Regions from separate parts of the Homo sapiens genome. Here regions 1, 3 and 4 are each linked to region 2. A link is a contact called in ENCODE Hi-C or POLR2A ChIA-PET data. All regions are on one chromosome and are shown on one strand. The core of a region is the stretch at or near the end of the contact, and the rest is flanking DNA. Distances in the headings are between cores, read along the strand shown. Region 1 holds the start of FAAP100 (FA core complex associated protein 100). Region 2 holds the start of CHMP6 (charged multivesicular body protein 6). Region 3 holds the start of TSPAN10 (tetraspanin 10). Region 4 holds the start of EIF4A3 (eukaryotic translation initiation factor 4A3).

Evidence for each region. A loop is a pair of places that touch in the nucleus more often than their neighbours do. ChIA-PET counts read pairs that join two places held with the same protein, here RNA polymerase II (POLR2A). Pooled maps may share reads with other maps.
Region 1: a map of CD4-positive, alpha-beta T cell shows a loop between it and region 2 (6-fold over the local background). The contact joins the promoter of FAAP100 here to the promoter of CHMP6 in region 2. A Hi-C loop is called at or near these places in 1 of 168 maps with a recorded cell type or tissue (CD4-positive, alpha-beta T cell) and 1 of 50 pooled maps.
Region 3: a pooled map shows a loop between it and region 2 (6-fold over the local background). The contact joins the promoter of TSPAN10 here to the promoter of CHMP6 in region 2. A Hi-C loop is called at or near these places in 1 of 50 pooled maps. POLR2A ChIA-PET finds 5 or more read pairs at or near these places in 2 of 52 experiments (HEK293 and WTC11).
Region 4: a pooled map shows a loop between it and region 2 (6-fold over the local background). The contact joins the promoter of EIF4A3 here to the promoter of CHMP6 in region 2. A Hi-C loop is called at or near these places in 2 of 37 single-sample maps with no recorded cell type and 7 of 50 pooled maps. POLR2A ChIA-PET finds 5 or more read pairs at or near these places in 1 of 52 experiments (activated CD4-positive, alpha-beta T cell).

Annotation. Positions count from the first base shown.
Region 1 is chr17:81,550,933-81,553,764 of GRCh38, forward strand. FAAP100 (FA core complex associated protein 100) reads right to left here and starts at 1,421. Exons shown (of 9, transcript NM_025161.6): 1 at 1,234-1,421; 2 at 996-1,120; 3 at 1-271. The coding sequence starts at 1,398. It overlaps LOC124904085 (a long non-coding RNA gene), which reads left to right and starts at 1,427. Exons shown (of 2, transcript XR_007065947.1): 1 at 1,427-1,574; 2 at 2,110-2,832. RefSeq lists silencers at 988-1,087, 1,148-1,387, 1,528-1,687, 2,268-2,347, 2,358-2,427 and enhancers at 1,828-1,947, 2,477-2,832.
Region 2 is chr17:80,990,250-80,993,240 of GRCh38, forward strand. CHMP6 (charged multivesicular body protein 6) reads left to right here and starts at 1,592. Exons shown (of 8, transcript NM_024591.5): 1 at 1,592-1,732. The coding sequence starts at 1,670. RefSeq lists silencers at 1,485-1,814, 1,945-2,094, 2,105-2,294.
Region 3 is chr17:81,635,925-81,638,624 of GRCh38, forward strand. TSPAN10 (tetraspanin 10) reads left to right here and starts at 1,272. Exons shown (of 4, transcript NM_001290212.2): 1 at 1,272-1,482. NPLOC4 (NPL4 homolog, ubiquitin recognition factor) reads right to left here and starts at 1,188. Exons shown (of 17, transcript NM_017921.4): 1 at 992-1,188. The coding sequence starts at 1,006. RefSeq lists a silencer at 918-1,127.
Region 4 is chr17:80,145,825-80,148,524 of GRCh38, forward strand. It overlaps EIF4A3 (eukaryotic translation initiation factor 4A3), which reads right to left and starts at 1,304. Exons shown (of 12, transcript NM_014740.4): 1 at 969-1,304. The coding sequence starts at 1,137. RefSeq lists enhancers at 531-1,245, 1,246-1,958, 1,959-2,672, 2,673-2,700 and silencers at 883-932, 1,773-1,962.

The DNA of each region.
Region 1 (2,832 bases), core at 171-2,670, 560 kb after region 2:
CTTTCCTGGGACCCCGGCTGGGGGCGTGTAGGAGGACAGCTCCACCTCACCGATCTGGCCTCCTGGCCGGGGGTCCTCCCCAGGACAGGGCTGCTCAAACAGCTGCATCTTCCATCGGGCAGGGCCCTGCACCAGGGTGACCAGCACACTGTCCAGCAAGGTGAACGCGCACAGCGCAGCATCGGGAAGGATGCAGGCATCGGGGTCCACAGGGATCACGGGGGAAGGCTGGTCACCGTCCTCGCTGTCCCTGTCATCCTGGCTCGTAGACCTTTGAGAACAGGGACGCACTGGTCAGGCCTGGGCAGGGTGGGATTCCCACGTTCTCTTCACAATAACCTGGCATGGAGTAGTCTGGCTCAGGGGTTCCCGCAGTGACCCCCAAGGCCGCTCAGCAGTCCATCTGCCACATGGCCTCCCACCTTCCCCACGAAGGATACTCTTGACAAGAAGTACCAGGCATCCAAAACCAGCGTGAACCGACACCTGTCAGCATAGAACCGTCAGGCTGAGGCCCAGGCTGCAAAGTGCACAGGCTGCCCCCTCTACAGCCTGGGCCGCGGTCAGCAGCTGCTGGCTCTGCACTGAAGACAGGCCTGGCTGCCCGGAGCTCGCTTCCTTCCAACCCAGATGGTGTCCACTGATCACTGACTCGGGGTCACGGTGCCTTTGCTGTCTCCTCCCTCCAATAAAGACCCAACCTCGGGGGCGTGTCTCACCAGACAGCACCGGGCCACCAGGGCCCAAAGGACAGGATCCCGCGCCCCGCCGTGGGCTTAACCATGTGAACCCCACTTACTAAGGACTGTGAGCAAGACACTTGCAGAAAGAGTGCTGGGGGCAGGGGCTCCAGATAATCGGGCAGGGATGGCGGCCGAGGCTTCAGAGCTGGCGGCAGCCCGGGTCCCCAAGCGCGATGAGGTGGGGCTGCTCGCTCTGAAGCAGTCCGGGGGCAGCAGGAGTGTGCGGGAGGGAGGCCGCGGGCCCGCCCTCACCTGCTCCTGCCCGGGTGGTCCAGCGACAGGCAGTAGAGGCCCCTCCGGGCGCACAGCGCGTACAGCAACCTGCGCGGCGCCAGCAGCTCCAGGTGCCACACCTGGTCGGGGAACCGGAACGCCGCCTGCGGACCGGGGCGCGGGTCAGGCCGACGCGACGCGCGGGCCCGCGGTCTTCATTTTCACGCGAACCGCCGCCCCCGCCCGGTCCCTCCCGCCCCCGCGGGCCGGCGCTCACGGTCAGCAGCCCGCCCTCCTGGTCGTACACGTAGACGAGCTCGCTCCCGGTGGACAGGAAGACCTCTGCCTCATGGCACAGCACGCGGGGCTTGCCCGCCGCCAGGCCCCCGAGAGGGCAGCAGAAGCCCGCCAGGTAGCGGACCCGCGGCGCGGCGCCGGCCATCGTGCGCGCGGGCCCGTCAGAGTGAGAAGCCCCGGCCGCGCGGCGGCGGCTCCGCCTCGGAGCGCTTTACGGCAGCCCGCTGTGCGGCGCGACCTCCGCCGTAAAGCGGTCGGCGGTGCCGGGGGCGGGCCGGAAAGGACGCGCTGCAGGGACTCCGGGAGCTGGGGCGGTCGCTGGTACCCACGGGGAGCAGGGGAGCCTTCCTAGGGGCCGCGGCACCGTGCCGCAGGTCGAGGTTGACCCGGCCGGGCTGGTGGGAGCCCTCGGCGGCTTCATGGCCCCGGCTGCTGCACGGGTTCCCCAGGGTGGGGAAGCGGGTCCTGGCCGAGCAGAGGTTGCTCTTGGGCGGGGCGTCTCCCCGGAGCAAGCGCTCAGCTACTCGGGCTTTTGCGTAAACGCCTCGATTCTCTGGGCTCTCGGAGAGCAGCTGGGTCCTGCCGGAGCGCACTCCAGCCGGGGTCGGGGTGGGGCAGCGCCGGCTCTTGTCGTCCTAGGGATGGGTCTCTGCCCTGTGCTCTGCGAGCCGCCCCGGCCGCCCCCGCGTTCAGGGCCCAGCGGAGTGAGCCAGCTTAGGTGGAAGTGCGTCCCTCCCTCCGTGGCTGAACACGTGGGGACAGGGAGTACACCAATGGGGTTTCTGGGTTGGGGGCAGAGGACAAGAAAATGACTGTGAGCCAGGGCAAGATACCTCCACCCTCTCCCTCCTGGCAGCTCTCCACTTCCTCCAGGAGAGAAGTACTGACCAGAGAACGCCCGTGGAGGGGCCTGCAGTACGGACACCTGCTCCATGCCCGGAAGAGAGCGGAAACCAGGCACACCATTCACAAGTAAATGACCAAGGAACCCCGCCCCCGGCCCGCCTCCCTCCGTTTAAGAAGCCAATCTGAAGAGCGCTAAGGCCAGACACCCTCGAGGGAGAATCTAGGGGCAGGGCTGCAAAACTGGGCTTGGAAGTTAGGCAGACATCGTGGAGTCCGGGTGCACCTGCTGGAGCACAAAGCACCACTTGCAGACATCCTGACCGCCCCCCTTTGAGGTTGGGGTGGGGACTGACCCCAAGGCAACGGGGATGTCTGATTCTGAATGTTGGGTTAGACAGACTCAAGTGCGGCACCTGGAGTCAGTTCCTTGCTCCTCTCTTCTCGCCAGGGCTGCTCTGAAGGTGTTTGGGCTGGAAATGCTGTCTTTGATGCTGGGGAGTGGGGAGAGGAGGGCCAGGTGCATCTCATTTGGCCTTCAGAGTCAGGAAGTCAGATGCCGCATCGTTGTGAATTTCCCCACAGGGATCCTCCGCTGGTCTTCTGACCGAATTTCCCCACAGGAATCCGCAGGTCTTCTGACTGCTAGTTTTAACCCTCTGAAGCCTTGTGAGTCACTCGCTCACACACACCAACCCCATCCAGTCCTCCCAGGCCATCTCTTCCATACGGATGG
Region 2 (2,991 bases), core at 342-2,841:
CTGATGTCGAACTCCTGACCTCAGGTGATCCACCCACCTCAGCCTCCCAAAGTGCTGGTATTACAGGCGTGAGCCACCACACCTGGCCAGATGGAGTCTGCTAGAGTCTCGGGGATTTTATAGGGACAGGATGGGGGCGTGGCAGGCCAGGGTGGTCTTTGGAAATGCAACATTTGGGCAGGAAAACAAAAATCCCTGTCCTCACCTAGGTTTGTGGGCACAGGCGGTGGGGGGATCCCTAGCCAAGGATCACGCCTTCCTCTACCCAGCTCTTCCTTCCCCCTTCATGAGGAGCAGGGAGTAGCAAGTCTTTTTTTTTTTTTTCCTCAACGTCCCCATGGACACCAAGGAAAAAAGTACTTCAGATGTCTTGGTGAGACAAATCAGAGGGTGGGAGATGAACCCCACAAAAATTCAGGGGCCCCCTCACCTCAGTGAAGGTTCTGGAGTCCAGAGGTTTGGAACAGGTGATAATTATTCTCCTTTTGATGTTATTTGTTATATTTTTTGTAGAGACGGGGGTCTTGCTATGTTGCCAGGCTGGTCTTGAACTCCTGGCCTCAAGCCATCCTCAGCTGAGTGCTTTTCTTTGACACTTAGTGAATGCTCAGGAACCACAGTCAGGATACTCAGGCGGGAACCGGGGTGGCTTCTCCCTTTTACCCTTTATCCCCATTCATGTGTTTCTTAGCCCCCCAGGGAAGAATGCTTCTGTGGGGGACGCAGCCACGATTCCTTGGAAGGAGAAGCTGAGCCCAGCCATGCTGGTCTCCTCCTGGCACTGATCTACAGACAGGGAGCAGCGCAGTGGAAGAGGGAAGATCCCAGGGCTGAAAGGCTGGGTGGAGGGCGCTGCTGGTCGCATTTCAGGGAACATTTTAAAGTGCAAAGCGGGCCGGGTGCGGCGGCTCACGCCTGTCATCCCAGCACTTTGGGAGCCCGAGGTGGGTGGATCAGAAGGTCAGGAGCTCAAGGCCAGCCTGGCCAATATGGTGAAACCCCGTCTCTACTAACAAACATTAGCCGGGTGTGGCAGCAGGCACCTGTAGTCCCAGCTACTCAGGAGGCTGAAGCAGGAAAATCACTTGAACCCGGGAGGCAGAGTTTGTAGTGAGCCGAGATAGCGCCCCTGCACTCCACCCTGGGCGACAGAGCAGGACTCCATCTAAAAAAAAAAAAAAAAAAAAAAGTGCAAAACGTTGGATATCACATCATTAATGCGGCATTTTGTGTTCAGAGCCAGTGGGACAGTGATTCCTGCACAAGATTCCTGAAAGCCTGGGGAGACTGAATTATGTTAATCTAAAAGGATCCCACCTAATTAGGAGATAAGAAATTTTTGCCTTCACCTGCACAGGAAGGGTGCACGGAAACACGTCATTTAGAACATCCCGGGCCCGAACATCGCGGGCCCTAACATCCAGGTATCCGTGCCACTTCTCCGTACCGGTCCAAGGAGGCCGCGGTGTTCGCGGCGGTCGCCGAGACCGGCGGGCTGTGGTTTCGAACCCGCGGCAACGGCGCGCGGCCGGAGGCGGCGCTCGGCCTTCGCGTTCCGCGGCGCCTGGCCCGGCGCGGCCGCCGTAGCGGGAGGACCCGAGCTACGGTGGCCGCGGGGCGGCGGTGGCGATTGGACTTGGTGGGTCCCGGGCCAGGGGCGGGCGCCGCCATGGGTAACCTGTTCGGCCGCAAGAAGCAGAGCCGCGTCACGGAGCAGGACAAGGCCATCCTGGTGAGGGCCCGGGCCCGGGGTCAGGGCTGGGGCCGGGACAGGCGACGGGGCCGGGGCGGGCGGCGGGGCCGGAAGAGCCCCGCGCCCTCGGCCCCCCGCGTTCGGATGGGGAAACTGAGGCGCAGCGCGCAGCCGGGCCCCTCGGTCTCTCCGCCCTGCGTCCCTCCTCGCCCGCGGGGCCTCGGGCCGGGGTCTCCTGCGCGGCGCCGTGGCTGCCGTCTTCCCCGGGGCCCGCGCGTCCGCCTCTGCGAGCCCCGCCGGGGTGGGCGCGGCTGGTGACTGCGGGATTCGACGCCGGCGTTCGGGGCTCGGCCACAGCCTGGCGGCCCGTCCGTGGGGTCCGCGCGGCGCTGGGCTTTCCCTGGCTCTGGGCCCGCGGGAGCAGGTCCCGGCTCTCCCGGAGTCGCTGCCCCCGCCCCCGTCCCGCGGCTCATTTGCCTCCTGGTGCCCTGGGCCGGAGCCCCGGCGGTGCTGCCGGCTTCGCGAGGCAGCGCGGGGCATCCCCTCTCCCTCACCCCATCCAGGCCAGGACTGGAAGGAAGTCTGCCCTGGTCCGAGGAGCGGCCGACAGGTGCGCCGAACGCCTGCCGGGGTCCTGCCGGGGTCCTGCCGGGCTTCCGCAGCGCCTGGGTACGGGACCACCGTGTTTGGCGCGTTTGTTTGCGGCGACTCCAGACTGACCCCCCGGGGCACAGCCGGGCCGGTGGTGGTGCCTTTTCCCATGTGAAAGTTAGCTTCTGTAGGAGGAGGAATCGCCTGGCATGTCAGGGACAGGGCGGGTTAAGAATAGTCCATTTTTGTAACGAGATAAACGTGTCACGAAAGAGACCCCGAAATGAAAGCAGGGCTAGCTTTTTCGGATGCTTTCTTTTCTAAATTTTGTGCAACAGAAATAGGTTAATTTTATACTAAAAGAGAAGCGAATGTAAATGAAAGAGGGAATCTTACGTTGGCATCTGAGTCCATAAGCTGTGAAAAGAAACAACGGGCACATTTGTCCCTAGAGAAGATGGGCACAGCGCTGGGCACCGTCCCGAGCTGCCTGCAAGACAGCTGGACCCAGCCTCCATCGTCCACCTTCCACCTACCCTGCCAGCCCCAAGGCACTCCCTCCCCTCTCTTTAAGGACTCAGCTCCGGTTTCTCTTCAAGCACAGCTTTCCACTTGCCAAGGGTCACTGTGGGCTCTCGGCTGTGCAGACCCGTGTTGCGGGCTGCCGTAGGTCTCCCTGGGATTTTGGGTGCTTGGGAACAGCATCC
Region 3 (2,700 bases), core at 22-2,521, 650 kb after region 2:
TTTCTGATTTGTCACTGATATTTTTTACGTTAAGGAGGAGTGTGTGACAATTTTTTTTTTTTTTTTGAGACGCAGTCTCGCTCTATAGCCCAGGCTGGAGTGCCATGGAGGGATCTCAGCTCACTGTAACCTCCACCTCCCGCGTTCAAGCAATTCTCCTGCCTCAGCCTCCCAAGTATCTGGGATTACAGTGCGCCATGACGCCCGGCTAATTTTTTGTATTTTTAGTAGAGACAAGATTTTGCCATGTTGGCCAGGATGGTCTCGAACTCCTGACCCCAGGTGATCCACCCGCCTCGGCCTCCCAAAGTGCTGACATCACAGGCGTGAGCCACTGCGCCGGGCCGACAATTTCAATTTCAGGTAAAAAGTGAAATCAACATCATTTACAACATTCCTTTTAAAGAGGAATTGTCAAGTTGTCCTTCCAAGTAAGGAGCAAAGCCGGCAAGTTACTGTGTTTTCATTTTCCCAGGTCTTCTGGTGGGGAGGGAGCTCTGTAACGTCCCCGTCTGCAGAGCTGCTCTCCTTAGTGACTCATGACAAGGCACTTGCTGGGAAGCGGGAGAGCAGGAGGAGAGAATCAGAGGGAGATTAGGATAAGAGGTGTCCCTGGCTCTGAGAGGGGCAGGACTGGCTGGGAGTCCCTGGAATTAGACCAGGAAGTCTCCTGGAGCCGGGAAACGGGTGGGGAAGGAGGGCGGTTTCTCTTCGCCACAGTCCATTCTCCCTGCTTAGAAAGGCTCGGCCTTTCCCTGCCCAGGGCGGGGAACCGGGGTCGTAAGTCCCCTGGGGAGGGACACGGACGGGAAGCAGCCGAGGGGGGTGAAAGTCCCCGAGAGGGGCCCAGCCACTACAGAGAAAGCCCTGGCGAGAGAAGAGAAAGGGGCCGAGTCGCGGCGCCGGCAGGCCCGCCTCCCCCACAGGCCGAGGCCGGCAAATCTGCTGCCTCATCCCGGCGTCCCCGCTCCCGCCCGGCCGCCGCACTCACGATGCTCTCGGCCATGGCGGCTGCTCCTGCCTCCGGGCTCGAGCCCCGGGCCGCCGCCGCCTGCCGCCCCAAGGGCCTCGCAGACCCGGCCGCGGCCTCAGCCCCGGCCCCGGCCTCCCTACGCCGCCGCCACCGCCGCTCCAGCTTCGCCCGCCCGGCTCCGCCAGCCGCCGACGTCCCGGTGCCTCGCTCAATACGCTCCCCTCGGGCGCGAGGCCGGGAAACCAGGTTCCGGCCCCACCAACGGCTCGACGCATGCGCAGGGCGGCGCCGCTGACCCGCCCCCGCCATCCCTGCAACTGGAGGAGGGGATTTTGGAAAGTTGCGTCTGAGATTACTTCTGCTCGTCCTCGGAAACCCAAGCGGCACAGGAAAGTCCAAAAAGGAAGCAAAGACGAGCATCCGAAGTCTCACCCAAAAATAACTACTGCTGCGTATTATAGCGTATTATAATTGGGGAAACAGCATTCCAAACTTCTCTCCATGCACAGGTAAGTAGAGAAACAATTTCAGGAAGGCAGGATCACACCTTCATGTTTTTTTTTTTAAGTATTTTTTAAATTTAACATAAGAAAAACAAACGAGTTTAAACTGCATTTCAGGCCGGGCGCGGTGGCTCATACCTGTAATCCCAGCATTTTGGGAAGCCAAGGTGGACGGATCACCTGAGGTCAAAAGTTCGAGACCAGCCTGGCCAAAATGGTGAAACCCCGTCTCTACTCAAAATACAAAATTAGGCCATACGCGGTGGCTCACGCCTGTAATCCCAGCACTTTGGGAGGCCGAGGCAGGTGGATCACCTGAGGTCAGGAGTTCAAGACCAGCCTGACCAACGTGGTGAAACCCCGTCTCTACTAAAAATACAAAAATTAACTGGGCGTGGTGGCGGGCACCTGTAATCCCAGCTACTCGGGAGTCTGAGGCCGGAGAATCTCTTGAAGCGAAGAGGCGGAGGTTAGAATGAACTGAGTTGGTGCCACTGCACTCCAGTCTGGGCGACAGAGTGAGACTTCATCTCAAAAAAAAAAAAAAAAGACGTCACTTCACAGATTCTAAGGATTTTTGGAGTTGGATACCAGGAAACCGGAAGACTAAATGTATACATATTTCACAACATCACAATTACTGTGACAGTTTTTTTAAACTATGTTAAATTACATTAATTGATTAAATTATGTTAGTAATTGTATTAGTTTGCTCAGGGTGCCACTGTAACTACCCAACATATTGTCCCTGCCCACTGCCTAGACTTTATCAAGACAGGGGAATTGCAATAAAGAGTTTAATTCACACAGAGCCAGCTTGTACAGGTTACTGAGGTTTTATTACTACTCAAAAAAAATTAGTGTCCTTGAGAATTCAGGGATCAGAGTTTTTTGTTTTTTGTTTTTTTTTGTTTTTGAGTCCGAATCTCACTCTGTCACCCACACTGGAGTGCAGTGGCGCGATCTCGGCTCACTGCAACCTTCACCTCCTGGGTTCCAGTGATTCTCCTGCCTCAGCCTCCCGGGTAGCTGGGACTACAGGCGCACACTACCATGCCTGGCTAATTTTGTATTTTTCGTAGAGACGGAGTTTCTCCATGTTGGTCAGGCTGGTCTTGAACTCCTGACCTCAGGTGATCCGCCCACCTGGGCCTCCCCAAAGTGCTGGGACTATAGACGTGAGCCACCGTGCCCGGCTGGGGATCCGCGGTTTTAAGGATAATT
Region 4 (2,700 bases), core at 54-2,553, 840 kb before region 2:
CTCCTCCTTCTGTCACTCACGTTCAATCCATCAGCCAATGCTGTCAGCTCCCTGGTACTCCATCTCCAAGGCAGCACAATCCTCTCTTCCCTGAACTGCAGCAAAAGCTCCCAACTCTCTTGTTTCCTCTCCTGCCTTGCCTCGCCTCACCTCAAATCTACAGACACCCAGAAGAATCTTTAAAACTGTAAATGTGATCGTGTCACATAGCTACTTAAAACCTTCCACTGGCTTCCCACTAGATTTCTAAATGAAATTCAAATTATTCGTCACCCTACACGTCTTTGCTAGATCTGCCCCGACTAGCTCTCCAAAATCCCACCACAGGGGACTTCTTTCAGTTCCTGGAATGCAGCTGGCTAAGGGCTGCAAGGCCCTGGCACCAGCTGTTCCTTCTGCCCCAACTGCTCTTCCCTCTTCTCATAACAGTCTCCTTCATCCAGAACTCTGCTCAAATGGCACCCCCTCCTGCGAACCCCCTTACCTCTCTGCTTTACTAATTCTCTCCTCCTTCCCAGTCCCACTCTATTCAATTACCCCGCTTCAGGTTCTTCAGGTTGCCTGGGCAACCTGACAGTATGCTTTCCCCCCAAACGAAATTCAAAACCCGTAAAGGCGCAAACCCTTCCGGTTTACCGCCAAAACCCCAGTACCTAGAAAAGCTAATAGGTAGAAATCAGTTATCTGCTGAATGAAGGACGCTGAGGTGCCTCGAAGCGGCTGCAGCCCCCGACAGACCCAGCGCCGAGCTCTGCACGGGGGACACACACCGAAAGCGCCGACACAGCCAGGCGTGAGGGCGAGGACGGGGGTGGGGGTGGGGGTCGGACGTCACTGGCCCCCGAGCCTCGACCCTGACCACGACCTCCGGAGCGCAGGGCCGGCCCGGGAGTCACCAGTCTGGCCCTCAGCCCCCGGCTCGCCCCCGACTCGCCCCCGGCTGGCCCCCGCGGCCCGCGCCCGCTCACCGTAAGCGTAGATGCCCCGCAGCAGGTCCTCCCGCAGGCCCATGGTGTCGAACGTGGGGGTCACATCCACCTCCTCGCTGGTCTCGAATTCCACTTTAGTCATGTCTTCCTCTTTGAGCAGCCGCTTTCGCGCCGAGCCCGAGGTCGCCATCGTGGCCGTGGTCGCCATGATTCAGAGTCCGCGGAAGAGCACAGCGCGCGCCGCTGCCGACCTCGCTGCCGCTGCCGACCTCGCTGTGCCGCTGCCGACCTCGCTGCCGCTGCCGACCTCGCTGTGCCGCTGCCGACCTCGCTGTGCCGCTGCCGACCTCGCTGTGCCGCTGCCGACCTCGCTGTGCCGCTGCCGAGAACAGACGCCTTAAGTATGCGAAAGCGAGAGACGTGCGTGCGTACGTGCGTACGTGCGTACGCGCGACGCGGCCACGCCTCTGGGGGACGGGGCACTCTTCGTCACGTGAAAGGGAACTGGGCGTTTGCCGCAGGGAAAAGTAAGGTGTTTCTGCTCTCGCGCCATATGCAGTTCCCGCGGGATCTCGTTGAGGGCGGGGCACCCAGTTCCTTACGAAAGGGATGGAGGGGGTGGTACTTCTAAAGTTGGCGGTGTTTCGTACCGGCCGCGGGATTTCGCGGACTGGGGCGCTGAGGTTCTTTGAGCGGCGTGTGGACCTGAATTCCCTGGAAACAGGCTGGGGCCGCGAGGGGCCTCCGCTCCGGGCGGGGTCCCCAGATAGCCCCGCCTCGAATAAAAATGACGAGCACGGGTCCTCTCTCGGGCCCGCAGTGGGTGGACTGCGTCGCAGACCCGTAGTGGAGGCGCCCAGCTCGCCGGGGAGATTCGAGTGGAAACCCTCACGGCCGCCGGTGGTGGGCCCCGGCGCGGCGCTGGGCTCCGGCGGGTCTGCGCTGGGGAGGGCCAGGGCCCCTGAAGCCGGCGTCCCTCTTAGGGGACGCGCCTGGGTGTGTCTTCACCGTTTGCCTGGTGAGTTGGAGACAGGGTCTCGCTCCGTCGCCCAGGCTGGAGTGCAGTGGTAGGATCAGGGTTCATTGTAGCCTCCGCCTCAGCCTCTGGAGTAGCTGGGACCTCAGGCGCGCGCCACCACGCCCGGCTAATTTTTTAAATTTTTTTGTAGAGACGGGGTTGGGGGAGGCGGGGGTTAGGGTTGTCCTGGCTGGTCTTGAACTGCGGGGCCTCAGGTGATCCGCCTGCCTTGGCCTCCCAAAGTGCTGGGATTACAGGCATGAGCCACTGTGCCCGGCAAGCAGCTGTTATAAATAAAATACATGCTGAGCCTGCAATTTGCTCTTAATGAAGGCCACTTGTCAGTAGACGGTGCTGCTAATGCGTGTCCTGCAGCAAAGATAACCCAGACGGGATCATTTTTTAATTGCCCAGCAGAACTTTAACCAGTTGTGCATCTTAACCTGCTTTTTGTTTGTTCGTTTGTTTGTTTTGAGACAGTCTGGCCCTGTCGCCCAGGCTGGAGTGCCATGGCGCGATCTCGGTTCACTGCAGCCTCCACCTCCCGAGCACAGGCGATCCTCCCGCCTCAGCCTCCAGAGCACCTGGGACCACAGGTGTCCACGCGCAGCCACTAACCGCTTTCTTATCTGACACTTTAAGTGCTTCTTCGTACCCAGCTCCTCTAACGCCTTTTGAAGCAGCTCCATCATCTTTGAAGGGCAGTTCATGCTGTTGAGAATCATGTTTTTAACTTTGGGAAAATTGTATTTC